Regions from separate parts of the Homo sapiens genome. Here region 2 is linked to region 1. The links are chromatin loops, found by intact Hi-C in ENCODE. Cell type or tissue: HepG2. All regions are shown on one strand. Links, peaks and the distances in the headings refer to the core of each region. The heading gives the core; the rest is flanking DNA.

Region 1 (16,482 bases), core at 4,636-12,635:
ACAAACTACCATCAGAGAATACTACAAACACCTCTACGCAAATAAACTAGAAAATCTAGAAGAAATGGATACATTCCTTGACACATACACTCTCCCAAGACTAAACCAGGAAGAAGTTGAATCTCTGAATAGACAAATAACAGGAGCTGAAATTGTGGCAATAATCAATAGTTTACCAACCAAAAAGAGTCCAGGACCAGATGGATTCACAGCCGAATTCTACCAGAGGTACAAGGAGGAACTGGTACCATTCCTTCTGAAACTATTCCAATCAATAGAAAAAGAGGGAATCCTCCCTAACTCATTTTATGAGGCCACCATCATTCTGATACCAAAGCCAGGCAGAGACACAACCAAAAAAGAGAATTTTAGACCAATATCCTTGATGAACATTGATGCAAAAATCCTCAATAAAATACTAGCAAACCAAATCCAGCAGCACATCAAAAAGCTTATCCACCATGATCAAGTGGGCTTCATCCCTGGGATGCAAGGCTGGTTCAATATATGCAAATCAATAAATGTAATCCAGCATATAAACAGAGCCAAAGACAAAAACCACATGATTATCTCAATAGATGCAGAAAAAGCCTTTGACAAAATTCAACAACCCTTCATGCTAAAAACTCTCGATAAATTAGGTATTGATGGGACGTATTTCAAAATAATAAGAGCTATCTATGACAAACCCACAGCCAATATCATACCGAATGGGCAAAAACTGGAAGCATTCCCTTTGAAAACTGGCACAAGACAGGGATGCCCTCTCTCACCACTCCTATTCAGCATAGTGTTGGAAGTTCTGGCCAGGGCAATCAGGCAGGAGAAGGAAATAAAGGGTATTCAATTAGGAAAAGAGGAAGTCAAATTGTCCCTGTTTGCAGACGACATGATTGTATATCTAGAAAACCCCATCGTCTCAGCCCAAAATCTCCTTAGGCTGATAAGCAACTTCAGCAAAGTCTCAGGATACAAAATCAATGTACAAAAATCACAAGCATTCCTATACACCAACAACAGACAAACAGAGAGCCAAATCATGAGTGAACTCCCATTCACAATTGCTTCAAAGAGAATAAAATACCTAGGAATCCAACTTACAAGGGATGTGAAGGACCTCTTCAAGGAGAACTACAAACCACTGCTCAAGGAAATAAAAGAGGATACAAACAAATGGAAGAACATTCCATGCTCATGGGTAGGAAGAATCAATATCGTGAAAATGGCCATACTGCCCAAGGTAATTTACAGATTCAATGCCATCCCCCTCAAGCTACCAATGACTGTCTTCACAGAATTGGAAAAAACTACTTTAAAGTTCATATGGAACCAAAAAAGAGCCTGCATCGCCAAGTCAATCCTAAGCCAAAAGAACAAAGCTGGAGGCATCACACTACCTGACTTCAAACTATACTACAAGGCTACAGTAACCAAAACAGCATGGTACTGGTACCAAAACAGAGATATAGATCAATGGAACAGAACAGAGCCCTCAGAAATAACGCCGCATACCTACAACTATCTGATCCTTGACAAACCTGAGAAAAACAAGCAATGGGGAAAGGATTCCCTATTTAATAAATGGTGCTGGGAAAACTGCCTAGCCATATGTAGAAAGCTGAAACTGGATCCCTTCCTTACACCTTATACAAAAATCAATTCAAGGTGGATTAAAGATTTAAACGTTAGACCTAAAACCATAAAAACCCTAGAAGAAAACCTAGGCATTACCATTCAGGACATAGGCGTGGGCAAGGACTTCATGTCCAAAACACCAAAAGCAATGGCAACAAAAGCCAAAATTGACAAATGGGATCTAATTAAACTAAAGAGCTTCTGCACAGCAAAAGAAACTACCATCAGAGTGAACAGGCAACCTACAAAATGGGAGAAAATTTTCACAACCTACTCATCTGACAAAGGGCTAATATCCAGAATCTACAATGAACTCAAACAAATTTACAAGAAAAAAACAAACAACCCCATCAAAAAGTGGGCGAAGGACATGAACAGACAATTCTCAAAAGAAGACATTTATGCATCCAAAAAACACATGAAAAAATGCTCGTCATCACTGGCCATCAGAGAAATGCAAATCAAAACCACTATGAGATATCATCTCACACCAGTTAGAATGGCAATCATTAAAAAGTCAGGAAACAACAGGTGCTGGAGAGGATGTGGAGAAATAGGAACACTTTTACACTGTTGGTGGGACTGTAAACTAGTTCAACCATTGTGGAAGTCAGTGTGGCGATTCCTCAGGGATCTAGAACTAGAAATACCATTTGACCCAGCCATCCCATTACTGGGTATATACCTAAATGACTATAAATCATGCTGCTATAAAGACACATGCACACGTATGTTTATTGCGGCATTATTCACAATAGCAAAGACTTGGAACCAACCCAAATGTCCAACAATGATAGACTGGATTAAGAAAATATGGCACATATACACCATGGAATACTATGCAGCCATAAAAAATGATGAGTTCATGTCCTTTGTAGGGACATGGATGAAATTGGAAACCATCATTCTCAGTAAACTATCGCAAGAACAAAAAACCAAACACCGCATATTCTCACTCATAGGTGGGAATTGAACAATGAGATCACATGGACACAGGAAGGGGAATATCACACTCTGGGGACTGTGGTGGGGAGGGGGGAGGGGGAGGGAAAGAAAAAATAAATAAATAAATAAATAAATAAATAAATAAATAAAAACTAGGTATTGATGGAACATATCTCAAAATAATAAGAGCTATCTATGACAAACCCACATCCAATATTATACTGAATGGGCAAAAACTGGAAACATTCCCTTTGAAAACTGGCATAAGATAAGGATGCCCTCTCTCGCCACTCCTACTCAACATAGTGTTAGAAGTTCTGGCCAGGGCAATCAGGCAAGAGAAAGAAATAAAGGGTATTCAATTAGGAAAAGAGGAAGTTAAATTGTCCCTGTTTGCAGATGACATGATTGTATATTTACAAAATCCCATAGTCTCAGCCCAAAATCTCCTTAAGCTGATGAGGAACTTCAGCAACGTCTCAGGACACAAAATCAGCGTGCAAAAATCACAAGCATTCCTATATACCAATAACAGACAAACAGCCAAATAATGAGTCAACTCCCATTCACAATTGCTTCAAAGAGAATAAAATACCTAGGAATCCAACTTTCAAGGGGTGTAAAGGACTCTTCAAGGAGAACTACAAACCACTGCTCAATGAAATAAAAGAAGACACAAACAAAAGGAAGAACATTCCATGCTTATGGATAGGAAGAATCAATATCATGAAAATGGCCATACTGCCCAAGGTAATTTATAGATTCAATGCCATCCCCCTCAAGCTACCAATGACTGTCTTCACAGAATTGGAAAAAACTACTTTAAAGTTCATATGGAACCAAAAAAGAGCCCACATTGCCAAGACAATCCTAAGCAAAAAGAACAAAGCTGGAGGCATCACGCTACCTGAGTTCAAACTATACTACAAGGCTACAGTAACCAAAACAGCATGGCACTGGTACCAAAACAGAAATACAGACCAATGGAACAGAACAGAGGCCTCAGAAATAACACCACACATCTAAAACCATCTGATCTTTGACAAACCTGACAAAAACAAGAAATGGGGAAAGTATTCCCTATTTAATAAATGGTAATGGGAAAACTGGCTAGCCATATGTAGAAAGCTGAAACTGGATCCCTTCCTTACACTTTATACAAAAATTAATTCAAGATGGATTAAAAACGTAAATGTTAGACCTCAAGCCATTAAAAACCCTAGAAGAAAACTTAGGCAATACCATTCAGGACATAGGCATGGGCAAAGACTTCATGACTAAGATGCCAAAAGCAATGGCAACAAAAGCCAAAACAGACAAATGGGATCTAATTAAAGTAAAGAGCTTCTGCATGGCAAAAGAAGCTGTCATCAGAGTGAACAGGCAACCTACAGAATGGGAGAAAATTTTTGCAATCCACCCATCTGACAAAGGGCTAATATCCAGAATCTACAAAGAATTTAAACAAATTTACAAGGAAAAAACAAACAACCCCATCGAAAAGTGGGCAAAGGATATGAACAGACACTTCTCAAAAGAAGACATTTATGCAGCCAACAGACACATGAAAAAATGCTCATCACCACTGGTCATCAGAGAAATGCAAATGAAAACCACAATGAGATACCATCTCATGCCAGTTAGAATGGCGATCATTAAAAAGTCAGGAAACAACAGATGCTGGAGAGGATGTCGAGAAGTAGGAAAGTTTTTACACTGTTGGTGGGAGTGTAAATTAGTTCAACCACTGTGGAAGACAGTATGGTGACTCCTCAGGGATCTAGAACTAGAAACACCATTTGACCAGCCATCCCATTACTGGGTGTATACCCAAAGGATTATAAATCATGCTGCTATAAAGACACATGCACACATATGTTTATTGTGGCACTATTCACAATAGCGAAGACTTGAAACCAACCCAAATGCCCATCAATGATAGACTGGATTAAGAAAATGTGGCACATATACACCATGGAATACTATGCAGCCATAAAAAAGGATGAGTTCACGTCCTTTTCAGGGACATGGATGAAGCCGGAAACCATCATTCTGAGCAAACTATCACAAGGACAGAAAACCAAACACCACATGTTCTCACTCATAGATGGGACTTGAACAATGAGAATGCTTGGACACAGGGTGGTGAATATTACCCACTGGGGCCTGTCGTGGGTGGGGGACTGGGGGAGGGATAGCATTATGAGAAATAGCTAATGTAAATGATGAGTTAATGGGTGTAGCAAACCAGCATGGCACATGTATACCTATGTAACAAACCTGCATGTTGTGCACATGTACCCTAGAACTTAAAGTATAATTTAAAAAAAAAGAAAGAAAGAAACCATCTTGAAAATCTCCAATTTGTTTTCAATGTTTTCTCAGAAATTACGTTGCTTTTTTTTTTTTGAGGTGGAGTCTTGCTCTCGTAGCCCCGGCTGGAGCACAGTGGCACTATCTCGGCTCACTGCAACCTCTGCCTCCTGGGTTCCAGCAATTCTCCTGCCTCTGCCTCCCGAGTAGCTGAGATTACAGGCATGCACCACCACACCTGGCTAATTTTTGTACTGTTACTAGAGACAGGGTTTCACCATGTTGACCAGGCTGGTCTCAAACTCCTGACCTCAGATGATCCACCCGACTTGGCCTCCCAAAGTGCTGGGATTACAGGCGTGAGCCACCACACCCAGCCAATGACATTGATCTTAAACCATTTCTTTCTTCTGACCAAAACCAGAATTTGCCAGTTACGGCACTAATGCGTTTTCACCATCCATCATTACACTCCTTCCAGGTGATATTCTTGCCTCAATCATGTGATTCTGATAGGGTTTCCCATCACCCTCTCTCACTCCTATCACTATTTTAATGCCAGTGAGGCCCTGGCCCAGCCAATTATAAAATCCCTTTCCCTAGCCACAGTGGTCTTCTATGGACACTCTCAGACTCTAAGTCACCCAGGGATCTTTTAATTTTGAGATTATGATTCAGTAGATGTAGGTATACCTGAGAGTCTGCATTTTTAACAAGCTCACAGATGATGTCTATGTGGCTGATCTGTAGAGATCAAGATGTAGGTATCTCCCAGGGTGTAGGGTTGCACATTTTTTTTTTCTGTGTTTGTGGGGAGGTCTCCTGGATTGGCAAGAGATTTTTTTTTTTAATTTTTTTATTCCATAGGTTTTTGGGTAGCAGGTGGTATTTGGTTACATGAGTAAGTTCTTTAGTGGTGATTTGTGAGATTTTAATGCACTCATCACCCAAGCAGTATACACTAAACCCAATTTGTAGTCTTTTATCCCTCACTCCCTTCCCACTCTTTCCCCCGAGTCCCCGAAGTCCATTGTGTCATTCTTATACCTTCACATCCTCACAGCTTAACTCCCACTTATGAGTGAGAATATGTGATGTTTGGTTTTCCATTCCTGAGTTACTTCACTTAGAATAATAGTCTCCAATTCCATCCAGGTTGCTGTGAATGCCATTAATTCATTCCTTCTTGCGGCCGAGTAGTATTCCATGGTATATATATTCCACAGTTTCTTTACCCACTCATTGATTGGTGGGCATTTGGGTTAGTTCCACATTTTTGCAATTGCAAATTGTGCTGTTATAAATGTGTGTGTGCAAGTATCCTTTTCATAGAATGACTTCTTTTCCTCTGGGTAGATATAGGGTTGCACTTTAACCATACCAGTCCGGGTAGTCGACACAGAGGAAGCCAAGGGATGGGAAGAGAAGGCATAATTCTGTTGTGCCTGGTACCAGTCCTGCCCCACTCCAGTTACACGGCCCAATAAGTCTGCTTTTTGTTTAAATAAGACTGAGTTGAATTTCCTCATTTACAACCAAAAGAATTCATAGGATATAGATTTTCTTTTGATATAAGCTAAGTGTCCAAGCTGTTCTGGGCATAGCTATTCCTCATCTGTTACATTTGCAAACTACCTTCAAGAATGATGGCTTGTGACTCATGATTATAAGAAATAACTAGGAACAGATGTAATTCCTAAATTACTTCTTACATGTTGGAAAATTCATTTTTCTATTACATTAGTTATTATCTAAGTAAAGCTAATACATTGTCTTTTAGGGTTACTTGCTGATCAATTGAGTGAAAAAAATTGTATTAATTAGAAATTTTTATTCCCACTCTTCTGGCTTCCTGTAAGTAGATACCTATTGACTTCTCTGTAAGTGAATATACTTCTGGAACTAGGAAAACCCAACTCCAGTCTACTGTGGAGTACAGACATTTGTGAGCTAAATTCATATTTGAAATGACATGCGGATAGGTTTATGATCCTAAAATTCTACCAAGTTTATATGTTTCTACATACTACACTTATCTGTAAAAGTGTAAACCAATTGTTTTTAACTCACGTTAAAGATAAGTTGAGATCATTTTGCATTTTCAAACATTAGGGTCTCTATTAACTGCATTGTCAGTTAAAAAGGTCCTCCTCTATTCATTACTAATCAGCCTTGGAGAATAGATGGCTGGCAATTTCAAAGACAAGGTGAAGTGAACACTTGGAGAAATCTTCTTAGTGAAAAATGATTCATTGTTTTGAGAGGCAATAATGTCACAGTCCTCTGAGACAAAAAGAGAATCCTTACTACAAGAACAAATAGTAATTAGCAAATTTGCAAAGCATGGTCGTTATCCTTTTGTTACAGCAATTTATTTTTAGTCCAAGCGACAGTTTATTAGAGCGTTCATTTTAGGAAGCTAGGATAAATTAAGACAGCAAAGCAACTTTACCAGTTCAGCTCTACAGCCCAACCTTGATATGCTTCTTCCTCCTGGAGGCCTTACCTGTTCCCTTGGGATCAAGTAAGAGGCTTTGTGAAGGTTCCCACAGCATCCTAATCCCCAACCCCCATCATTATTCTCTGAACCACACCACACTGGTTCACTTTTCTGAAAGCCTCCTTGCCTCTCTTCAACCCCTCCTCACAGTGCAGTGTTTTGCACTGTTTGTGTTTTAAATATTTGTTTATGAGATGGACAAGAAAGTTGGAAGATGCTGCATTACAGTCAATGTAATTCACTAAATAAGGGCCACCTTATGTTTTTAAGTTGCTTGCATGGCGCTGATGCAATCTGCTTTGAGAAAATGTTATGCTTCATTGAGCTTTTTTTAATGTAATATGGAAAGGTTTTGTTTCTCCTATATGAAAAAAAAAACTACCCAATGCTGCTGAATTTGGCATTAAAAGTCATTGGTGGCGTTCTTTCATTCAAAAAAACTTCAAAAACAAAGCCATAGCGAAGGGTTTAATAGTATTGATAAAGTAAAGAACAAGTACCTTTTAAACACTGTCTCAAGGTAAAGGAAGGCACTTTGTGTTAGTTTTTTTCTGCTATTAAATTATATCAACAGCTACCACTAGAGGGCGCTTGGCCTCTTTTTATTTTTAGTAAACCAACTGCTGCTTTGAAATGGCACCTACTGCCTTCACATATTACTGTATCCATAAGCTGGTATTTCCATTCTTCACTGTATGTGCGAGTTACTTTATTCTTAAATGTTATATTACTCCTCACATATTTCATCTCTATAAGCCAATGATTTCGTTCATGTTTATTGAATACTAGAAAATTATAACTTTCCTCGATGGTGGTTAATTTGAAATGTATTCTTCTCCCCACTGACATACTAAGAAAAAAAAAGTTTCAATGTCAAAACGTAATAAGTTTCTACATTCAAAAAATAGATGAGAATTATTGTATATTCCTAAAAAATTAAGAGAAAAAACATTTAGCAACTATCTTTAACTTAATTACTGATGAGGTACCCAAATTTTGTCAGTGTATGGCACAGTTAGTGTCTCAGTAACTTTTTTCGCATGCTCCAAAAAAAAAAAAGTTCTGTTTATTACATAGTTAGGTTTATGCAACTTAAGAAGTATTTACATTCTAACAACTTACTCGCTGTTTGAAAAAATTACACACATAAACAAATGGGAAAAAAAATTTTTTTTTTTGAGACAGGGTCTCACTGTGTCACCCAGGCTGGACCTAGGCTCCAGTGACCCAAGCTCACTGCAGCCTCGACCTACTGGGCTCAAGTGACCCTCCCACTTCAGCCTCCCAAGTAGCTGGGACTACAGGTGCACACCACCACTCCCTGCTAATTTTTTTTTTTTTTAATTGTAGAGACAATGTCTCATTATGTTGCCCAAGTTGGTCTCAAACTCCTGGGCTCAAGCCGTCCTCCCATCTTGGCCTCCTAAAGTGATGGGATTACAGGCATGAGCCACTGTTCCTGGCCTATTTCATTATCTCACACTGACTATATTAGTTACCCATTGCTTCATAACAAATTACCCCCAACATTTAGTGGCTTAAACAACAAGTCGTTATTATCTCATAGTTTCTGTGGGTCAGGGATGCCAGAGGAGCTTATCTGGATGGCTGTCGCTCAGGATCCCTAATGAGGTTGCCTTCATGATGGTGGCCGGGGATGCAGTCACCAGAAAGGTTACCTGAGGCTGGAGGACCCACTTCTAAGATGGTTCATTCCCATGGCTATTGGCCAGTGGCATCAGCTCCCTGCTGGCTTTTTGCAAAAGAGCTCATTTCCTCTCCACATGGCACACCCACAGGGCTGCTTGAGCATCTTCACATGCTCAAGCCGTGAAGCAGCTGGCTTCCCCAAAACTGAGTGATCAACAGGAAAAAGCAAAGAGGAAGATGAAACGCCTTGTATGATCTAGACTTCTGAGTCTCACACTTGCCCTTCTGCCACATTCTAGTTTTCAAAAGCTAGTTACTAAGTCCAGCCCATATTCAAAGGGAAAGGAATTAGGATTCATCCATTAAAGGGAAGATTGTTAAAGAATTTTGGATACATTTTAACACCATCACAGTTACCAGTGAGGTACATGCACCTATTGGGCACTAGACACCCAACCTTTAGAACCAAATTCACCACCACCACCCTTATTTCCCGTTCCATGTTAATTGTCATATAGTATCTATTTTTTATCACAGCAACTTCTGAAAACCCAGCTTCCAAAGATATGTCTTTTAGAAAAGCATTACAGCACAATCTAAGGTTTAAATTATAAGGTATTTTGAGCCAGTAGTTCATGCAGCAGCCAACAAATGTTTCTGTGTTTTTCTTGAGAATTTTCAATATGTCGTGTGGCCCCTGTGAGGTCACTGCAACTTCTTGGGGTGCCTCAGTGCACAATTTGGGAATCATAAGCTTAATTATCTTTTTCTCAGAGATAAAAATGTAGAGTATGTTTAAAGAAGTCTTTCTAAATACATCAATAATTTCTCTATTATTCATACTCTGGGGATATTATAAAGGAGGCTATTTCTATTCATAGTATGGAAACAAAATGAAAATTTTATTACTTTATAAGTATTTATTTAATATAAAAATATTCTAAGGGCTGGACCTCTTTCCTTTGCCCATTTTAATTGAACAATGGATGGACTATGAAGAAAAAGTAATCCAAGAATAAAAAAATACAAATCAAAGGTTCAGTTTGAAAAAAAATTATCATCCAAGAAATAATCATTTCCTTTTTATATTAAAAAATGTTCTCTTTATTCTCATTTCCCAATATAATAATATTTTAGTGTTAGCCTGGAGTCTGTGCCAAATGATTACACAGTATGTCTACTTCCTGACCCATAGGGAGTTAATCTTCGATAAAAAACAAGCTCAGGTAATGAAAGATCTTCCTGTTAATTGCAAGTGATAGGAAACACACACACACATTTCTCTTACTCCTTCCTGAAACCCCACTAAAATAACAAAAATGATGTGAAAGGGCATAATTCCACAAAAATGAGGAGAACAGAAAAGGTGATTATAGAAGATGATTACTGTACACCAAAAAAAGATGATTATTGTACACAAAATGAAAAGCTTATAACCTTTGGTAAATGGCTTTGGACTCATATATCTCTGCTCTGCTGAGTACCTGAAAAAGAAAAAAACAACTAGAAGAAAGTTGATTCATGAACTCAGAAAACTTCTATCAATAGAGGAACCAGGGGCCTCTGAAGGTGTTAAGTTTGCAAGTAGGGCTGAAAACAGAAGAATTTGTTAAAAGTCTGAAAAAGGAGGTAACAGACTCTTCAGTCTCCTCCCACCGTCCATGCAGGCAGGTGACTACATGTCACAAAAGATGGTAGGTTTCTTATTAATAACATAGACGTTCATTGGATAACATAGATGTTCAATCAGTCTATTTTCAGAAGAGTGAGATTTCTAGTTCCCTTCTGGTAGTAGGCCCTCAGAACAATGACTGTTAGACTTATACTCCATCATAGGAGATAATGAAAATGTCCTTTAGGGAAACTGTCTAGCCCTATGAATACCGACAGCCAAGAATCCCCCAAGACAGCCAGCTCCTGCCTGAGCTCTCTACAGTAAAACCTGACACACTTGATAAGCTTCACAGGAACATGGGACTTCTTTTTTTTTTTTTTTTTTTTTTTTTTTTGATGGAGTCTCACTCTGTCTCCCAGGCTGGTGTGCAGTGGCGCAATCTCAGCTCACTGCAAGCTCCGCCTCCCGGGTTCACGCCATTCTCCTGCCTCAGCCTCCCCAGTAGCTGAGACTACAGGTGCCCGCCACCAAGCCCAGCTAATTTTTTGTATTTTTAGTAGAGACAGGGTTTCACCATGTTAGCCAGGATGGTCTCGATCTCCTGACCTCGTGATCCGCCCACCTCGGCCTCCCAAAGTGCTGGGATTACAGGAGTGAGCCACCGCGCCCTGCCTGAATATGGAACTTCTAATCAGGATTTACTGCCACTCTTTATAAAAAATAATTTATTTTAAAATAACTTACATAAAAACTTTCAGATCAGAACAAAGAATTCTTGTATCCCTTTCATTCAGATTGTCCAAACATTAACATTTTTCTGAATATGCATGGACACCAACCCCGTCTCTCTGTGTATATGTAGGGAGAGGAAGTGATCCATTATCATTAGTCATACTCTGAACTTTTTAAGAGAAAGCTTCAGACACGATGTCCCATTATCCCTAAATAATCCAGTGTGTATTTCCCCAAAACAAGAAAACTCTCCCATTCAAATTTTGCCAACTGTCCAAAACTCTCTCTTTTTCCTTTCTGGTTCAGGATTGTTCCAAGGAATATATGTTGCATGTAGTTCTTATGTCTCATCATATTCATTCAGCTTAAAACAATAATTCTGCCTTTGATGTCCTTAACCATTTTTAAAGAGTAAAAGCGGCCTGGTGCAGTGGCTCATGCCTGTAATCCCAGAACTTTGGGAGGCTAAGGCGGGCGGATCACGAGCTCAAGTGATCGAGACCATCCTGGCCAACACGGTGAAACCCCATCTCTACTAAAAATACAAAAAAACTAGCTGGGTGTGGTGGGGCGTGCCTGTAGTCCCAGCTACTCAGGAGGCTGAGGCATGAGAATCCCTTGAGCCGATGAGGCAGAGGTTGCAGTGAGCCGAGATCGTGCCACTGCACTCCAACCTGGTGACAGAGCGAGACTCCATCTCAAAAAAATAAAATTGAATTAAAATAAAGAGTAAAAGCTTCATATTCCATGTAATGACCATCACAGTGTTTCTCGGGAGCAGACACAGGACAGGTATCCTTCACAGGAATATTACGGAAACTATGCTATGCTTTTCCCACTGTATCTCATCAGGATGTACAAACTTAGCAAAGAAAACACACACACACACACACACACACACACACACACACACACACACAAAATATTAAGCCTGAGAAGTATAAGTACAAGGAAAGTACAAGAAAGGAAATGAAGCCAGAGTTTACTACGATAAAGAACTGGGAATGGTCTGAGACTTCATCTTATTTGCAAGCCAACAAGTTAGCCTGCCATAGTTTCATGGATGCTGGGGAAAGACCTGAGACTCCCAGGTCAGAGGCAAAGGATTTTATTACTCACAAAACAGTAAGCAATATGAGCTTTATGGTCACTCTGGTTCCCCTTGCCCTCCAGTTCCCATGGTGGTGACAAAGAGTATCCAAGGCAGATGCTGCATATGCAGTGGGTTTGTATCACAGCTAAAAAACCCTGAGCTTGGGGAACCTCAGTCTTTTATAATGGGTTGAAAGCAAACCTACATGACTTTTGGCCCCGTGGAAGACATTATCTTTACCATACTGGATAGCAAACACACCTGTCATCTGCTCTGGAGGGAGATGCTGTCTCTATAGTCCAAGGCTATTCACTATATTTATATCCTGGAAATCGCAGTCTGGAACAAAACCTGTCACTACCTGTGCCCTTAAAATGTGCAGAAATATAAATGACCCATGAAGAATTGTTGTCCAACCACTGCGTGACTCATCTCTGAAAATAATTACACATAAAACAATAAGGTAAACTCTAGATGTTGACTTACCCAAAAAATTGTGACTAAATATATTGGCAAAGGGGAGAAATGGGAGGAGTATGTTGGGGAAGGTAGACAGGCATAAAACATAATAAATTTTATATTCTATACTAGGAAATAAATAGATGACATCTAAAACAGAAAATCAAAAAATAGAAGTAAAAGTGTATTACTTTTAAAATGTAGGAAAATAAATAAAAGTGTTAAGTGTGGTATTGCCTCTTAGGTATAGTTTTGTTTTCATGAAATGGGAAAGGTGGAACAAGCAAGCCCTTTTTTTCAGCATAAGCTATTTGACCTTTTTAACTATACACAAGATTATCTTCATAAAAATTAAAATACAAAGCCAGGCATGGTGGTGCACACCTGTAGTCCCAGCTACTTGGCAGGCTGAGGCAGGAGGATCACTTGATCCCAGGAGTTCAAGACCAACCTAGACAACATAGAAGGCCCCTTCTCTAAAGTAAAATAAAATAAGCCTGGGCATGGTGGCTCACACCTGTAATCCCAGCACTTTGGGAGGCCAAGGCAGAAGGATTGCTTGAGCCCAGGAGTTCAAGACCAGCCTGGGCAACACAGTGAGACCCTGTCTCTACAAAAAAAAATTTTTAAAGGCCAGGCATGGTGACTCACGCCTGTAATCCCACCACTTTGGGAGGTCAAGGCCGGCAGATCACTTCAGGTCAAGAGTTCGAGACCAGCCTGGCCAACATGGTGAAACCCCGTCTCTACTAAAAATACAAAAATTAGCCAGGTGTGGTCGTGCACACCTATAATCCCAGCTACTCAGAAGACTGGGGCAGGAGAATCACTTGAACCAGGAGGCAGAGGTTGCAGTGAGCTGAGATCACTCCACTTGCACTCCAGCCTGGGTGACAGAGCAAGATCCTGTCTCAAGATCCTTTTAAGGCTCCATCTCAAAAAAAAAAAAAAAAAAAAAATTAGCCAGGCATGGTAGCACCCTTCTGTAATCCCAGCTACTCAGGGGGCTGAAATGGGAGGAACGCTTGATCCCAGGAGGTAGAGACTGCAGTGAGCCATGATCGCACCACTGCACTCCAACCTGGATGACAGGGCAAGATGCTGTCTCGAAAAAATAAAATAAAAGATAAAATAAAAAATGTAATTTAATTTAGAGAGAGAGGGAAATAGAAAGAGCTCCTGGAGCACAATAGTTTTATTATAATCATTAGATTATGGCTTGAGGAAATCTGCCCCAAACATCTCTAAAGAACTAATAAGGATATAGGCACCTCAGTGTTTGAAAAGGTAGCTTTTAAAGGCATAAAGCCAGTTGCCTTATCTTAAGGAACAGACATTCACTGTCAGACTATAGGACAACACCCTCAGCCCTGGTAGGTATGATTGGATTTCCACTCTAGCATTCACTGGGCACAATAGCTACGCGCTCTTCTCAAAGGATGTTGGAAGACACAAAATGACCTCATTGCTGGTATGGTGTCCGCAATAATATCTCCCAGCTGCTCTAGGCTGTATTCACAACAAAGGAAGCTTGACTTTGTGCAGCCCTCCAGGCTGTTAACTCTCAGGAGCCCATTCATCTACACAGACATATGGATAGGAACAACGTGGGGGTGGAGGTGGAAAAAAACAGTGAAAAAGAAAAAAATGCTAACATATTTCAATTTCATAAAGAGTCAAGTGTTATGTCACTTAACGTTTTCTTCCAATCTTTTTTGATACTAAAAAATAAAAGCAAAAAATTATGGAAGTGTATAAAGTAGAAATCAAAAGCACCCCATCCTACTTAATCATTCCCTAATTCCACTCCGCAGAAGTAACGGTTTTCAACCGTTCAAAATCTTTCCTTCCAGATATTTTTAGAATGCAAATATTTGCGCTTATATACATGTGAGCATACTGACTTGTTTTACCTAGATTATATCATACTATACATGCAAATTTGCCTTGTGTTTACTTTGCTTAAATGATTGCAAGATTGTTCTACCAGTACATAAAATCTGCCTTCCTCATTCTTTCTAAGAGCTGCAGTTTCTATTAATGATTACTTCTTTTTTTTTTTTTTTTTTTTTTTTTTTTAGAGAGAGCATCTTGCTCTGTCGCCCAAGTTGGAGTGCAGTGGCATGATCTCTGCTCACTGCAACCTCCACCTCCTGGGTTCCAGTTCAAGCAATTCTCCTGCTTCAGCCTCTCAAGTAGCTGGCATTAGAGGTCCGTGCCACCATGCCTGGCTAATTTTTGTATTTTTAGTAGAGACAGGGTTTCACCATGTTGGCCAGACTGGTCTCGAACTCCTGACCTCAGGTGATCTGCTTGCCTCGGCCTCCCAAGGGAGTGAGGCGTGAGCCACTGAGCCCAGCCTTATTTCCAGTTTTATCCTGTTATAAGCAATACCCATTCTTTTCCTATTTCTGTGCTGTTATTTGAGTATTTGTGAAGGATAAACTCTTCCAAGTCGAATCTGTGTCAGTGGGTATACAGAGTTTTCACATGGCTGCACCATACAGTCTTTGCAACCATACTGTAAAGCTAATAGTCTTGCTTTCATTTTAATATTAAGGAAAGTGAGAACCACAACATCCGGTATTTTCACCCAAAGTCTGGCAGAAATTAAGTGCAAAGATTAAAACTACATTCCTTTCAAATCCAAGTTCAAGAGTGGCTTAGACAGACAACGTCAAGAGCAGCAGTGGGCAGAATGGAGGCTTCTGGAGCAGGCATGTAGACACCCCTAAATGCTTAGGATGAGTAAACCAGAACTCCTTACTGACCAGACTGTGTAGCTCCAGCCTTTTACCATTCCCAAGATGAGGACGGTCCAGGACAGCTTTACAGAGATAACAAAGAAGTAGGATTGGCAACCCAACAAGTCAAAGTAGCCGTAACCGTAGCCACTCCCATGACCAAGCAGAAGCAGCTTCCAGAAGGAAGCAGATAGATTTGTTGTTGTGACAGTCTGGGACAGCCACACTTTGGGTGGAACAAATGAGGGCCACTGAGTCACAGAGGAACTTGGAGGCTAAGGCAGAGTGAACTGTGAATTCGAAAGACTTTCCCTGTGTTATCAAACACTAATGAGAAACTGATCACATAGTGGTTAGTGTTACATAAAATTAACCTATAAACCTCCACATTCATGGGTGCAAAGCTTTAGTTACATCTCAAAGAAGAGTTTTGATTTTAAAATGTATGTATTCAATGTTCTTCTTTCATAAGCCAAAAATATTCTTTATTTTCATAATAGTAATGTGTCGTTTGTTGACTACCTATAACTTCCAGACACTGTTAGAGGCTTTCTTTCTTTCTTTCTTTCTTTCTTTTTTTTTGGAGACAGAGTCTTGGCTCTGTTACCCAGGCTGGAATGCAGTGAGTAGCTGGGAATACAGGTACATACCACCATGCCCGGCTAATTTTTTTTTATTTTTAGAAGAGACGTGGTTTTGCCATGTTGGCCAGGCTGGTTTTGATCTCCTGACCTCAAGTGATCCGCACGCCTTGGCCTCCCAAAGTGCTGGTATTATAGGCGTGAGCCACCACGCC
Region 2 (16,482 bases), core at 4,227-12,226, 75 kb after region 1:
ACACATTTTCGTGCTGCATGGGCCGGGAATCGAACCCGGGCCTCCCGCGTGGCAGGCGAGAATTCTACCACTGAACCACCCATGCACCGATAGAAGAGTTGGGGAAAAGCAGTAACATGATTGGAACGCGACTGGAAGGTGTTCTTTGTTGCAAGAGACTAGATAATGGAGAAGGAAGATGATAATATTTTGGTCACTTGGCTGGGCATGGTGGCTCATGCCTGTAATCTCAGCACTTTGGGAGGCCGAGTGGGGAGGATTGCTTGAGCCCAGGAGTTCGAGACCAGCCTGGGCAACACAGGGAGACTCTTGTCTCTAAAAAAAAAAACTAAAAAAAAAGAAAATGAGCCGGGCATGGTGGCACGTGCCTGTAGTCCCAGCTACTCAGGAGCCTGAGGAGGGAGGATTGCTTGAGCCTGGGAGGTCAAGGCTGCAGCGAGCTGTGGTCATGCCACTTGCAATCCAGCCTAGGTGACAGAGTGAGACACTGCCTCAACAGCAACAAAAAAGTTGGTCACTTGAAGTATTGCTACTTATTGATTCATGATACAATTAAATGTTGCCTCTCCAGATTGTTTGGGGGAATTGGGGGGTTTTTTGAGAATAAAGTGCTCCAGATAGCCGTGTGAGTGCCTCTTGAATAAACACCAGTTTTTTTAAAAATTGAATTCATTTATATAAAAATATAAATTGCATTAAATGCTATTTATATTAAATGCTTTCCTGCCATCTTAAGCAGAATGCGCTGAATAATACCTTACTGAGGACTCAGCACCGTGACAGCCATTGCTGATTATTGCAGTGAACTGTGATTCAGTGATGTGGGACACACCGTCAAGGAAGTGAGTGCAATGAGAGCTCCACATACACAAAGTTCAGAAAAAAACAAAGCACAGGAGGCTGTTTGCTTTCTAACTACTCGTTTCACCCCTGGACTCTGGTGTACTCTCCAGCATGCCACACTTCAGGAAGGATATTGGCAAAGTGGAGTATTCTAGCTAAGAAAAGAAGCTAGGATGGTAAGCGCTATTGAAACAAGGTTCAGCCAGCAAAATGTCTGAAAGCGTTAGAGAAGCTTAACTTAGAGAAAACTTATATATAAATATTTAAATGTTGGTAGTATTGTCTTGTGACGATGCCTTGAATAGAAACCTGTAAATATCAACCTGGTCTCTACTAAAACTACAAAAATTAGCCAGGCGTGGTGGTGCAAGCCGGTGGTCCCAGCTATTCAGGAGGCTGAGGCAGGAGAATCGCTTGAACCTGGGAGGCGGAGGCTGCAGTGAGCCGAGATCGCGCCATTGCACTCCAGCCTGGACAACAGAGCGAGACTCTGTCTCAAAAAAAAGAAAAAAGAAAGAGAGAAGGGGTGGGGAGAGAGAGGAATAAAGAAAACTGTAAATATCTAATAGAATACTAAGACTAATTGGTAAAAATCATTACAGAAAAGCAGATTTTGGGCCGGACGCAGTCGCTCACGCCTGTAATCCCAACACTTTGGGAGGCCGAGGCTGGCGGATCACCTGAGGTTGGGAGTTCGAGACCACCCTGACCAACATGGAGAAACCCCGTCTCTACTAAAAACACAAAATTAGTCGGGTATGGTGGCACATGCCTGTAATCCCAGCTACTCGGGAGGCTGAGGCAGGAGAATCGCTTGAACCCAGGAGGCGGAGGTTGCGGTGAGCCGGAGATCGCGCCATTGCACTCCAGCCTGGGCAACAAGAACGAAACTCCGTCTCAAAAAAAAAAAGAAAAGCGGATTTTGATTCAATATGAAAGAAACTCCTCTTTATAATTCATTTTGATTCATAATTTATGTGCAAGATCTTACTTGGTTTCGCAGGTAATGGAATAATGAGCGAACAAAAGTCCCAAACTCAAAAAAGACATTAACCTAGGGTAGCTGGAATGGAGAGTGCACGAGGCGAGGAGCAATGAGAGTTGGAGAAGCAAATGGGACTAGATCATGGAGGGCCTGGAAAGGTAGGATTGTTTTAAACAAGTAACTGGAAGTGATAAATCATTTTAAAATATTTTTAACTCACATTTTAATTACAAAGCTAATTATTATAAAAGTAAAATAAGTTTATTAAAATTTTAAATATATCAAAATATATTATGTAAAAGTGAAAGTTCACCCTAACCCCAATTTACAGAGGTACCTGTGAGTCGTTTAGCCCGTGTCTTTTTTTTTTTGAGACAGAGTTTCGCCCTTGCCCAGGCTGGAGTGCAGTGGTGCCATCTCGGCTCACTGCAGCCTCCGCCTCCTGGGTTCAAGCAATTCTCCTGCTTCAGCCTCCTGAGTAGCCGGGATTACAGGCGCCCACCACCATGCCTGGCTAATTTTTTTTAGTTGAGACGGGGTTCCGCATGTTGGTCAGGCTGGTCTCAAACTCCTGGCCTTTCAGGTAATCCACCCGCCTTGGCCTCCCAAAGTGCTGGGATTACAGGCGTGAGTCACTGTGCCTGGTTTTTTGTTTTTTGGTTTTTTTTTTTTTGAGATGGAGTCTCACTCTGTCACCCAGGCTGGAGTGCAGTGGCACAATCTCGGCTCACAGCAACCTCAGCCTCCGGGGTTCAAGTAGCTGGGATTACAGGCACGTGCCACCATGCCAGGATAATTTTTGTATTTTTAGTAGAGACAGGGTTTCGCCATGTTGGCCGGGGTGGTCTCGAACTCCTGACCTCAAGTGATTCACCAGCCTCCACCTCCCAAAGTGCTGGGATTACAGGTGTGAGCCACCACACCCGGCCCCTGGCCTGTGCCTTTACTTGACCTTTTTGTTGCTATGTGTTCCACATCTATAAAATGAGGATCATAATAGTACCTACCCAATAGAGGCAACATGAGAATTAAATTAATTACCGCCAACTCCATAAAGGCAGGGATTTTGTTTGATTTAGGGGTTTTCAACCTCTGTACTACTGATATTTTAGGCTGAATAATTTCCGGTAGTGGAAAGAGGGGCTGGTGTCCTGCACACTGTGGGTTGTGTAGCAGCATCTCTGGCTTCTACCCACTTCTACCTGCAACAAAAACTATTTATAGACATGGCCAAATGTCCTCTGGGGGGCAAAATCACCCAGGTTGAAAACCACTGGTCTAATTTACTGCTGAGAGCCTGTCACCCAGCACAGCATGCAATAAATATTTGTCGAATTGAATGAATGAAGTGAATGCATATAGGAAGCCCTCAGTAAGTGTTACCTATTTTTATTATACTATTTTCCAACTATATAAATTTCTACATAAGTGGGATCCAATTATGTGTACTTCAAGGCAAATTGCATTTTTTCTCTAACAATCTACCTTGGTCATACTTTTACATCACCACCACCATTTTATACAGTTGTATCTCGATTGCTTTCTATGGCGTGAAAGTAGTTTTATAATTCATTTATTCAATTCATTATTGATGTGCATATAGGCTAATTTCAATTTGTTGTTATAAATAATGCTACAAAGAACATTTTTCATTATGAATTTTTATTTACTGTCACATCCGGGGCTATGCAATGTATCATGCCCTAATTTGGAAAGGGATTTTGTATTAGGCAGGTTTCTCCAGAGAAACAGAATCAATAGGATGTATATACACACAAGGAAACTTGTTTATAAAGAAATTGTCTTACACAATTATGGGGGTTGGCAAGTCCAAAATCTGCAGGGTAGACCAGCTGGCTGAAGACCCAGGAAAGAGTTGATGCTGCAGTCCAAGTCCGAAGGTCATCTGCTACAGATTCCCTTTCGCGGCAGGTAGCTCAGTCTTTCATTCTATTCAAGCCATCAACTGATTGGATGAGACTTACCCACATTAGGAAGAGTAATCTGGGCCAGGCGTGATGGCTCACACCTGTAATTCCAGCACTTTGGGAGGCCAAGGCACGTGGATCCCTTGAGCTCAGGAGTTTGAGACCAGCCTGGGCAACGTGGCAAAATCCCAATTCTACAAAAAATACAAAAATTAGCTGGGCATGGAGGCGCATGCCTTGTGGTCCCAGCTATTCACAAGGCTGAGGTGGGAGGATCGTTTGATCCCAGGAGGTCGAGGCTGCAGTGAGCTGAGATTGTGCCACTGCCCTCCAGTCTGGGCGACAGAGCGAGACTCCATCTCAAAAAATATATAAGTAAATTAAATAAAATAAAATACAAACACAGAATTAGCCAGTTGTAGTGGCACGCTCCTGTAATCCCATGTACTCAGGAGGCTGAGGGAAGAGAATTGCTTGAACTCAGGAGGTGGGGGTTGCAGTGAGACGAGATCTGCCACTGCACTCCAGCTTGGGCGACAAAGCAAGAATCTGTCTCAGAGGGTGGAGGTGGGGGGTGGGGAAAGAACTACCTGGGACTGCATACTTTATAAAGAAAATAGGTTTAATTGACTTACAGTTCTGCATGGCTGCGGAGATCTCAGGAAACTTTCAATCATGGTAGAAGGTGAAGGAGAAGCAAGCACCTTCCTCATGAGGTGGCAGGAGAGACAGAGGATGAGAAATGCTACACTTTTAAACGATCAGATCTCATGAGAACTCACTATCACAAGAACAGCATGGGGGAAACCACCCCCATGATCCAATCACCTCCCACCAGGTCCCACCCTCAACATGTGGGGATTACAGTTAGAGATGAGATTTGAGTGGGGACACAAAGCCAAACCATATCATCCTGTCTTAAAAATGAAAAAAGTAATGGTAACCTGTCTTATTCAAAGTCCACCAACTTGAATGTCAATTTCATCCAAAAACACGCTCTCAGAAACATCCAGAATAATGTTTGATCATATATCTGGGTACTACGACCCAGCCAAGTTAAAGAAAATAAAATTAGCCCAGTGCAGTAGCTCACGCCTGTAATCCCAGCATTTTGGGAGGCTGAGGCGGGTAGATTGCTTGAGCCCAGGAGTTCAAGACCAGCTTGGACAACATGGAGAAACTCCGTTTCTACAAAGAGATAAAAAATTAGCAGGGCATGGTGGCGCACACCTGTAGTCCCTGCTATTAAGGAGGCTGAGATGGAAGGATTGCTTGAGCCTGGGAGATTGAGGCTACAGGGTGCTGTGATTGTGCTACTGCACTCCAGCCTGGATGATTGAGTGAGAGCCTGTCTCAAAAAAAAAAAAAAAAATCCATTCCAAATCAGGAGTGCTGGTAAAAAAAAAAAAGAAAAAAGAAAATTTATCACACATAAAATTAATCATCACAGATTCCTTGCCAACACATCAGCAGAACTGTCTGACCACCCAAAAAGAGAACTGTTGATGTGAATTGTATGCTAACCAGGGGCCTGGACTGGACAACCTCTCTATGCACGTGGGGTTCTGAGTCTGGAAAGAGATGCCATCTGAGAATGGTGACATATGTCTTTCTCTTTCTTCCTAACCGTGGCTACAGACTAGTCTATTTTTGTGGTTTATCTGCCTACTGTTTAGAATTATTCTGTTTTCTTGGGGCTGTCAGGCACTCAACTGACACTTCTTGATGCTATTGCTGTGTCTGCCTTGAGCAGCTAATGATGGATGTGAAAACCCTTTTATAATTGTTCATTCCAAAGGAAATGTGCAGCCACATGCTCCTGTGGTCTCCTGTGGGCTAAATAAACCCTGATAACCAAGCTTATTATCATTATGTCTAAAATTAAAGTAAACAAATAATGAGTGAGGGCTTGAGTGGTTTATTGTGGTTGAAAAGTACTGACTGACTTAACGCATGAATCTTATAACACCTATTTATATGGGTAAAGATTTGGAGGGTTATTCTAGTTTCCCATCTGGGTTCCAGATATGTGAGATTGCTGGGTGGGAGAATGTTATAGATTGTAGGTTTGTTGTCTTAAGGCAGGTAGCTGTCATTTCTGCCTAAATTATCTGTAAGGCAAGAAACCAAATATATAAATTAATACCATAAATAAGCAAACAAATAATTCTCTAATCTCAATCAATACTTCCCTACTTGTGAACTGAAGAATTAATACAGTCTCTTTGTTTGCTGCTTGGCATGAGTTTCCTTTACCTTTAAAATTAGGTTTGTGTTCATGAAACAAGGTTAGAAATTTAGGGAAGGGAAGAAATCTACTATTTAAAAATATATGACTATTTATTTTTAGCTACCACTTTTTAGCACCTAGGTATTAAAATACATAATAATTAGGAGCTAAGTGTATCCCATAATCTGTCATCATTCGCTCACTTCAAGAGGCCCATCATTAACCTTTCCATTAATTCTACGTCTTTTAGATCTTCCTAAATCAACACCTACTCTAAATGATTCCTCAAATTAAACCCTAGTTTTGCATCTGCACTTTCTCCGTTCTAGCCTGAAAAGCCTACAATCTTTTCTGTCTAGTCCCCATTTCTGCCTCACTCCAGAATCTGGCTTGAAGCCCTGGACTTTCTCGAACTCGATTGCTGGCAAGCAAGTCCTCCATCAAACAGATCCCTCACATGTCTGTGCATTAAAAATAGCTAATATGACTCACTGGCACTTCTTACTTACTCAAACTAAAGGACAGCATCTGTGCTTCAGGGATAGGAGAGTGAAGAGAGCAGAATGTGAAGAGGGAAACTACCAACATTCAAAAATCATTTTCTGGACTTGACATTGATGTTAGCTTTGTCCCTGGTATTTCTATCAGGAAACATATCTGCAAGTGATTGTATGTAGAATTATTCTTTCTTAGCTGATCTATCTGGGGAGGCACATTTTCAAGGATGTCTGCTATGGTGAATATAGCATTGCCATGCTTATTCATGGGTCCCACTGTTTAGACTAATATTATAATAAAGGTCCTAGTTTCAAAAATGCCTTTTGTCAAACTTTTGTCTGCCTTTGTGTCCAAAGATGAACCTTTTAATTCATTCATTCCTTCAATCAAGAAATCATTATTGGCTGGCGTGGTGACTCATGCTTGTAATCCCAGCACTTTGGGAGGCCAAGGGGGAAGATTGCTCAAGCGTAGGAGTTTGAGACCAGCCTGGGCAACACAGGGAGACTCTGTCTCTACAAATTGAAAAAAAAAAAAAAAAAAAAAAAAAACTTATGCTGAGGTAGGAGGATCACTTGGGCCCGGAATGTCAAGGCTACAGTAAGCCATGATCGTGTCACTGTACTCCAGCCTAGGTGACAGAGCAAGATCCTATCTCAAAAATAAAAAAAAGAAAGTATTATTGAATGCCTTCTAGGGCTGCCATGTTCTCCAACTTGTAAGGGCACCATTCTCAGTATAGTCTCTGGAGTTGAGCTCTAGCGGGGGCATTCCCTTCCGGGGTATATTGACTGAGGGACATACAATGGTATGTATGACATAGTCACCTATCTATAGCCCTCCAGGGGGGATTAAGAAACATTTTTCCATTTTCAAGTAGATTACTGTATGTTTATTTGTTTGTTTGTTTGTTTGTGTGTTTCTTTGTTTTGAGATGGAGTCTCGCTCTGTCACCCAGGCTAGAGTGCAGTGGCATGATCTCGGTTCACTGCAACCTCCGCCTTCCAGGTTCAATCAATTATCCTGCCTCAGCCTCCCAAGTAGCTGTGACTGCAGGCACACGCCACCATGTCCAGCTAATTTTTTTTGTATTTTTACTAGAGAGGGTTTCACCATGTTGGCCAGGCTGGTCTTGAACTCCTGACTCGAGTGATCTGCTAGCCTCAGCCTCCCAAAGTGCTGGAATTACAAACATGAGCCACCGCGCCCAGCCAGATTACTGCTCATTTGTTACTCATTCATACCTACTGGTTATTCATTAAAAATAGCCCAGGTTTATGTTTTTATTGGCCTTGTCTAGTGGCTTCCTCCATGTCCGGAGACTCTCTCTGTCCCTGATATGAAAGCACACTTAGTAATCAAACATAAGCACGGTACAGGCAGAGATTCGAAACCAACTATGAACCAGGAAATACAAATAATGACTTTCATATAAGGTTTCTGTCTTGTAAATGTTGATAATGCTTATCAGCTAAAGGAATAAAGTCCAGCCCTGCACCCAACACAGCTGACAACATGATCTTTGTAATCCACAAAATGTCAAGTATAATTACCCTGACCGTTCCTTCACTTAAAAAAAAAAAATCAAACTGGCCGGGCGCGGTGGCTCACGCCTGTAGTCCCAGCACTTTGGGACGTGGAGGCGGGTGGATCACGAGGTCAGAAGATCAAGACCATCCTGGCTAACACAGTGAAACCCCGTCTCTACTAAAAGTACAAAAAATTAGCCGGGCGTGGTGGCGGGTGCCTGTAGTCCCAGCTACTCAGGAGACTGAGGCAGGAGAATGGCGTGAACCCAGGAGATGGAGCTTGCAGTGAGCTGAGAACACGCCACTGCATTCCAGCCTGGGTGACAAAGCGAGACTCTGTCTCAAAAAAAAAAAAAAAAAAAAATCAAACTATGACAAGAGAAAATTTGTGTTTCTTTAACAGAACCCAGCCAGGAAGGTCATAAAATCTAGTCATGACAGGTTCTCCTCTCAGTAGAAAAACTTTTTTTCCTAATAGTAACTGACCTTTCTCATAATTTTTTTCACCCCGTCAAACATTTCGAAGACTTAACGCAACTACTTTTGTTAGTTGGATGGAAAACACCTTGTGATTCAGGTAGAAATAATTCTTCAAGCAGAGGAATTTATATAACTGTGCCTTTTACTATCCATTAAGCAGTTTTTTTATGTTGGCCTACTTGTAATGTGTATCAATGTCAGTTTAAAAGAGGAAACAACATTCAGCCTTTTCACTGGTTTATAATAAGAAATCACTATTTCAAATGACCTTCCCTGAATACCACTCTCTACTGAGTGCTGGAAGGAGCGTGGACAAAGATGAGTAAGACACTGCCCACGCTCTCTGTATGCATGCAATCTGGTGCCTGCGATGACATCTACTCAAAGAACTCAGTCAACTGGCAAGCTAACAAGGTCTATAGCCATGGGTGAAACAGACTGCCTTGAGAATATGGGAAGATTAATTCCAACTGGGGGATTTGCTAGGGTGTGTAGTGACCACGTGGGGATGTCAGAGGAATGGGAAAACAAGAAGATTAAGGGATGAAAAGAGACTTGAAACATTTAAGAATGGAAGTCTGGTTGAGGAATTCAGACTTAACCATGTAAGTCCTGGGACTGGAAATAACAATGCTCAGACGTGTGTTTCCTTAGCAAGATTTTATGTGTTCTTCATTTCATACAATGAACAACATAAAATATATTATTTAAGGTCTACAAAAATCTCCAACCCTACCTTCTGTTGCTGATCCTCTTGGCCATTTTGTTCCTGCAAAAGAGCACTCCTTTCCCACCAAATGCACTTTCTCTCTGACCCCCCGGCATGTCTTGAGTTCGGTCACCTCTGTTTCCCTCCAGCTCTGCTACCAGCCTGAAATCTTTGTCCAGTCTTCTCTAGCTATTCAATTTATACACTCAGCATGCTTTTTTTGTTTTTGTTTTGTTTTTTTTTTTTTGAGACAGAGTCTTGCTCTGTCACCCAGGCTGGAGTGCAGTGGCAAAATCTTGGCTCATTGCAAACTCCACCTCCGGGGCTCAAGCGATTCTCGTGCCTCAGCCTCCCAAGTAGCTGGGATTATAGGCGCCCACCACCATACCCAGCTAATTTTTGTATTTTTAGTAGAGACGGGGATTTCACCATGTTGGCAAGGCTGGTCTCAAACTCCTGACCTCAGGTGATCCGCCCACCTCAGCCTCCCAAAGTGCTGGGATTACAGGCATGAGCCACCGTGCCTGGCCTCACTCAGCATGTTAATTGAAATTACACATATATATGTAATTAATATATAATAATATAAACATATATATTTTTAGAACTGAGGGCCTAGTATGTATTAAGCAGTGTGAGAGATAGAAAAGTATAACAGATCAGCTCACTGCTAATCAGGGAGTTTACCGTCTATCTAAATTCTATCCATCCTTTGAGAGAGCTTTTCCAGACCAGAAGCCCAGCCTGTGAAATTTGAGGGTAAAATATTCCAGAGTGAGGAACAGTCTGTGCTAAGCCCTCGAATGCAAGGAACGCAGTGGAATGCAAGGATGCACGGGGAGCATCCCAGAGCCCCTCTTCAGAATGAGATTTGGCTAAGGGCTTTGTTGCAAGTGCTCCAATCCTATGTCCTTCACTCCTCGATAAACTTTCTACCTGCAAGTTCTCATCTCAGACTCCCTGAGAAACTGGACATAAAATAGTAAAATATATAGTGATGATTTTATAACATCAGCAACAGGCCGGGCGTGGTGGCTTATGCCTTTAATCCCAGCACTTTGGGAGGCCAAAGTGGGTGGATCACGAGGTCAGGAGCTCAAGACCAGCCTGACCAACATGGTGAAACTTCGTCTCTACTAAAAATACAAAAATTAGCCAGGCGTGGTGGCGCACACTGTAATCCCAGCTACTCAGGAGGCTGAGGCAGGAGAGTCGCGTTGAACCTGGGAGGCGGAGGTTGCAGTGAGCTGAGATCGCGCCACTGCCTTCCAGCCTGTGCAACAGAGCGAGACTCCGTCTGAAAAAAAAAAAAAATCAGCAACAAAAAAAGTAACGATAATCTAAAACAGTAGGATATATAGCAATAAAAGAGGCCGGGCGTGGTGGCTCACACCTGTAATCCCAGCATTTTGGGAGGCCGAGGCAGGCGGATTACGAGGTCAAGTGATCAAGATCATTCTGGCCAACATGGTGAAACCTTGTCTCTACTAAAAATACAAAATAAGCTGAGCATGGTGGCACACGACCGTAGTCCCAGCTACTCAGGAGGCTGAGGCAGGAGAATCACTTGAATCCGGAAGGTGGAGGTTGCAGTGAGCCAAGATTGCACCAGTGCACTCCAGCCTGGCAACAGAGTGAGACACCATCTCAAAAACAAACAAACAACAATAAAAGAGAGATGAAATTTTGCCTAGAGAAAAACCTTGAACTCCATGATATGGAATTTATTTATTTATTTATTTGTTTTATTTTATTTTATTTTTTGAGACAGAGTCTCACTCTGTTTCCTGGGCTGGAGTGCAGTGGCGTGATCTTGGCTCACTGCAACCTCCACATCCCAGGCCCAAGTGATTCTCATGCCTCAGCCTCCCGTGTAGCTGGGATTACAGGCATGCGCCACCACATTTAGCTAATTTTTGTATTTTAGTAGAGACGGGGTTTCACTATGTTGGCCAGGCTGGTCTCAAACTCCTGACCTCAGGTGATCCACCCGCCTCGGCCTCCCAAAGTGCTGAGATTACAGGCATGAGCCACTGTGCCTAGCCTGGAATTTATTCTTTATCCTATGAAACAGTTGTTTCCAAAGTGAAGTGGCTAAAAGGATGGTAAGGGGTATAGGAAGAAATTATTTATTAATTATTCATAGTTTTATTAATGTCTTTTTTCTGTTTTGTAATATAGATAACATATTGGTAAAAATAACACATCTAAATAATTTGAATATATATGTGTGTATAATAATGTGTGTATATATATATACACACATATACATACACACATATACTTTGGTATGTGCTCTAATTTTTTCTTCTTTTTGTTGTTGAGGCAGGGCCTCACTCTGTTATCCAGGCTGGAGTGCGGTGACTCACTAAAGCTGAGGCTTTAGTGGTAGGACTAAACCAGGAAGTTGAGACTTCCTGGGCTCAGGCAGTCCTACCATGTCAGCATCCCAAGTAGCTGGGACCACAGGCACAGGCTACCATGCCTGGCTAATTTTTAAAATGTTTGTAGAGACAGGGTCTCACTGTGTTGCCCAGGCTAGACTCAAACTCCTAGGCTCAAGCAATCTTCCTGTCTTGGCCTCTTGAAGTGCTGACATCATACCGGTGGGAGCCGCCGCACCTCTAATTTTCTTTCTTTTTTTTTTTAACCAATAGATGTATGCAATTAAAATTTAAGACCATACTGTAAACAATGGGAGAGTCATTGAGGTCTTATTTGCAGAGGAGGATATACTCAGCATATAAATTATAATAATGGATAATGGTTCTCAACTTTCTTCCTTTCTTTTTTTTTTTGTTTTTTGTTTGTTTGTTTGTTTTGAGATGGAGTCTTGCTCTCTGTCACCCAGGCTGGAGTGCAGTGGCACAATCTCGGCTCACTGCAACCTCTGCCTCCCAAGTTCAAGCGATTCTCCTGCCTCAGCCTCCCGAGTAGCTGGGATTACAGGCGCCCACCACTACATCCGGCTAATTTTTGTATTTTTAGTAGAGACGGGGTTTTACCATCTTGGCCAGGCTGGCCTCGAACTCCTGATCTTATGATCCACCTGTCTCGGCCTCCCAAAGTGCTGGGATTACAGGCATGAGCCACTGCACCCGGATGGTTCTCAACTTTCAACCCAGGAGAATTCCCTGGGAATTATTAGAAATTACTGATGACCAGACCACACCCCAAATTAATTACATCAACTCTCTGGGGTAGGAACGAACATCAATATTTTTCTTTTCTCTTGGTGATTCTAACGTGCCAGGGTTAAGAACCACTGAATTAGAGTTATAATCAAGTTTGATATGAATTGGCCAATGAAATAGTATAATTTAATATTAAATGTTAATTAATTAAAACTATTAAATGTTCTCAAAAGTTACAGAAGAATAAAAACTAAATATTTAAGAAGTTCTTTTACCTTAAGTATTGAAAATAAATGGTTTTTCTCTTCACGGGTTGTTTTTATTTCCTTATAAAGCCTAGCTGTCATGTGATCCTCCTGACTCTGCGGAAGTAAGTCAGAGAAATAAAGACTAACTCACTCATTAAGAGACCTTTTACATAAAACACTTTCTTATCTGTTAGAATTTGAGCTTTCTCAGACTCTCAGCTTGTTTTCCCAAGTTTACACAATAATAAAATACACACAGTGACCTTCTTACTCTTCTTTTGCCAGCGGATTATTTAATACTGATTAGCTTTGAAATGCAAATAGCCCTATCAAATAGCAAGCTACTTGCCTTCAACCGGACTAAGGCTGCATTAGAGTGAAAGTCAAAACTGTTTTATGCAAAGAAAAAAAATAGTCTGTCAAAGGCCCCTAGGTCTTCAATTTTTTCAGGATTATATTCAGGATATGAAATTCTTTGTACTGACTAACGGATTACCTTTTCTTCTAAATTCTTTTGTTTCCAAACTCCCAATCCTATGTTGACTTACAATTAACCCTTTGCTGACCATTAGTTGAACTTTCAAACCAAACATAACGCTTTCAGCATTTGTATTTATATCACAACATGACAAATACTAGTAAGAGAGGGAATTTTTACAGAAAAAGCTTATCTAGCCTCTTACATGAGGACCACTATTTGTTTTTCTTAAACAGAGAGTAACAACTTCAGGGCTGCAAAATACCTTTGAGATTACCTAATTCACCCTCTTCATTTTACAGATATGCACCCAAGGTCTGGTACGCTTTTACTAGGTCAGTGTTTGGGCTGAAGAAAACAGGGTTGGGTTGCTGAATAGTAAATTCCTGGTGGAATGGAAACTGAGCTGACATTGGCAGATGGGTATTAAACCCGCTGGAGTCCTCCGCCTGAAATTCAAGGCTTGAAAGAGTCAGAGGCTGACAAGATACCAAGGCTGAGACTGATTTACTCTTTCTTTTTCTTTTTCTTTACTTTCTTTTTTTTTTTTTTTTTTGAGACAGGGTCTCACTATGCCCCCCCAGGCAATGATCATAGCTCACTGCAGCCTCAAACTCCTAGGCTCAAGCTATCCTCCCACCTCAGCCGCCCCAGTAGCTGGGGCTACAGGTGCACACCACCATGCCAATTTTTTTGTTTTGTTTTGTATTAGACAGGGTTTCTTTCTGTCACCCAGGCTGGAGTGTAGTGGCTCCATCACAGTTCGCTGCAGCCTTGCCCTCCCGGGCTCAAGTGATCCTCCCACCTCAGCCTCCCAAGTAGCTGAGACTACAGATGTATGCCACCATGCCCAGCTAATTTTTGTATTTTTTGTAGAGATTGTGTTTCACCATGTTGCCCAGGATGGTCTCAAACTCCTGGGCTCAAATGATCCTCCCACCTTGGCCTGCCAAAGTGTGGAGATTACAGATGTGAGCCACCATGGCTGGCCTGCCTGGCTAATTTTTAAATTTTCTGTAGAAACAGGGTCTTGCTATGTTGCCCAGGCCAGTAATGAACTCTTGGCCTCAGGCCATGGGGATTACAGGTGTGAGCCCCTGCACTTGTCCAGGACTGATTTCTCAAAAGCAGCAGAAGTTGGTGGGGTTGCAGCCAGGTGGCCCAGCCCCTGACAGCACCTACCAAGGGACTGGGGACTGCCCAGCACTGGCTGGTCCCAGGTGATCCGGTCAAACTGGGCATTCCTCTGTAATATCCTTCTGAAGAAGCTGAATTAATATCTCAGTGGGATAGTTTAGAAATGACACAGACCTGGGGCAGAAATACAAAGCTTGCTACCAGCTATGGAAGCATCATCCTGTTTGCTTTGTCTTTTTTTTTTTTTTTTTTTTTTGAGACGGAGCTGGCTCTGCTCTCAGGCTGGAGTGCAGTGGCGCGATCTCGGCTCACTGCAAGCTCCGCCTCCCGGGTTCACGCCATTCTCCTGCCTCAGCCTCCCGAGTAGCTGGGACTACAGGTGCCCACCACCACGCCCGGCTAATTTTTTGTATTTTTAGTAGAGACGGGGTTTCATCGTGTTAGCTAGGATGGTCTCGATCTCCTGACCTCGTGATCTGACCGCCTCGCCTCCCAAAGTGCTGGGATTACAGGCGTGCAGCCGCGCCACGCTGCTTTGTCTTTAAAATTATCTGCCATTAGAAAATCAAACAGTTGCCAGGGGCTGGGAGAAGGGAGGCACGAGGAGTTATTGTTTAATGGGTGTGGAATTTCAGTTTGAGAGGATAAAATAAGTTCTGAGGATAGATGGTGGTGATGGTTGCATAACAATGTAAATATACTTAATGCCACTTGCCACTGAACTGTAGATTTTAAAATGGTTAAAATGGTATATGGTAGATTTTATGTGTGTGTGTGTGTGTGTGTGTGTTTCTTTTTAGAGGTAGAGTTGCATTCTGTCACCCAGGCTAGAGTACAGTGGTTCAATCATAGCTCACTGCAGCCTCAACTTCCTGGGCTCAAGTGATCCTCCTATCGCAGCCTCCCAAGTAGCTGGGACTAAGGAGTGTACCATCACACCTGGCTGGGTTTCTTTGTTTTAGTGTTTGTTTGTAGAAATAGGGTCTCACTATGCTGCCCTACCTAAATTTTGTTATGTATATATTACCACAACAAAAATATATCTGCTATTAGTTCTTTTCTTTTTCTTTCTTTCTTTTTCTTTTTCTTCTTTCTTTTTTTTTTCTTTTTTTAGATAGGGTCTTGCTCTGTTGTCCAGGCTGGGGTACAGTGGCATGATCATAGCTCACTGCAGCCTCTAACTCCTGGGCTCAAGCGACCCTCCTGCCTCAGCCTCCTGAGTAGCTGAGAATACAGGCACGTGCCACCACGTCCAGGTACTTTTTTTGATTTTTAGTAGAGATGGCATTTCACTTTGTTGCCCAGGCTGACCTCAAACTCCTGAGCTCAAGTGATCCTACTGCCTTGGCCTCCCAAAATGCTGGGATTACAGGCGTAAGCCACCACGCTCGACCTGCTGTTAGTTCTTAAATCACCATCTCTGTGTTGTTTTTTTTTTTTTTTTTTTTGTCTTTTTTTTCTTTGAGTTCAAGAGTTTTGCTCTTGTTGCCCAGGCTGGAGTGCAATGGCATGATCTCAGCTTACTACAACCTCCGCCTCTCGGGTCCAAGTCACTCTCCTGCCTCAGCCCCCCGAGTAGCTGGGATTACAGGCATGAGCCACCACACCTGGCTAATTTTGTATTTTTAGTAGAGGCGGGGTTTCTCCATGTTGGTCGGGTCTCAAACTCCGACCTCAGGTGATCCGCTCACCTCGGCCTCCCAAAGTGCTGGGATTGCAGGCATCAGCCACCTCGCCCGGCCCATCTCGTCTTTTAAATAAGTATCTCAGGCTCAGCACGGTGGCTCACAGCTGTAATCCCAGCACCTTTGGAGGCCGAGGCGGGCGGATCACCTGAGGTTAGGAGTTCGAGACCAGCCTGGTCAACATGGTGAAACCCTGTTTCTACTAAAAATACAAAAATTAGCCAGGCTTGGTGGCGGGTGCCTATAATTCCAGCTACTCAGGAGGCTGAGGCAGGAAAATCGCTTGAATCCGGGAGGCAGCGGTTGCAGTGAGCTGAGATCGTGCCACTGCACTCCATCCTGGGCGACAGAGCAAGGAACCATCAAAAAAAAAAAAAAACCCTCATATTCTCATGTAGTTTTTTAAATACCAAAATATTCAAGAAGTCTAGGTTTTGAGAAAATCATTGCCAGACTGAAAATTACCTGATAGTAAAATCTCTGAGTAAATTTAGATTTTAAAAATTTTGTCAGAAGCAATTGGTACTCAAAGAACACAAAGATTTGTAAATTTCAGGGAAGCTAAAGTTTTCTAACAGCCTCAAAAATTTTATTTCCC

The links. A loop is a pair of places that touch in the nucleus more often than their neighbours do. Peaks named below come from ENCODE experiments on the same cell type or tissue, not always from the same donor. Only the 100,000 strongest peaks of a DNase experiment are listed, where the experiment ranks them.
Region 2: it touches region 1 in a loop (4-fold over the local background); 3 of 110 quality-filtered maps call a loop at or near these places.

The regions. Positions count from the first base shown.
Region 1 is chr21:17,379,243-17,395,724 of GRCh38, forward strand. No RefSeq gene overlaps it. Among named protein-coding and RNA genes, the nearest start is that of LINC01549, 51 kb to the right of the region's middle. In HepG2, for the core only: a CTCF peak has its summit at 7,991 (motif pointing right); a DNase peak (open chromatin) is centred at 7,999.
Region 2 is chr21:17,454,775-17,471,256 of GRCh38, forward strand. TRG-GCC1-5 (tRNA-Gly (anticodon GCC) 1-5) reads right to left here and starts at 85; the gene lies at 15-85. RefSeq lists a silencer at 1-174. In HepG2, for the core only: no CTCF peak of the experiment used is centred there; DNase peaks (open chromatin) are centred at 7,027, 7,887, 8,857 and 11,587.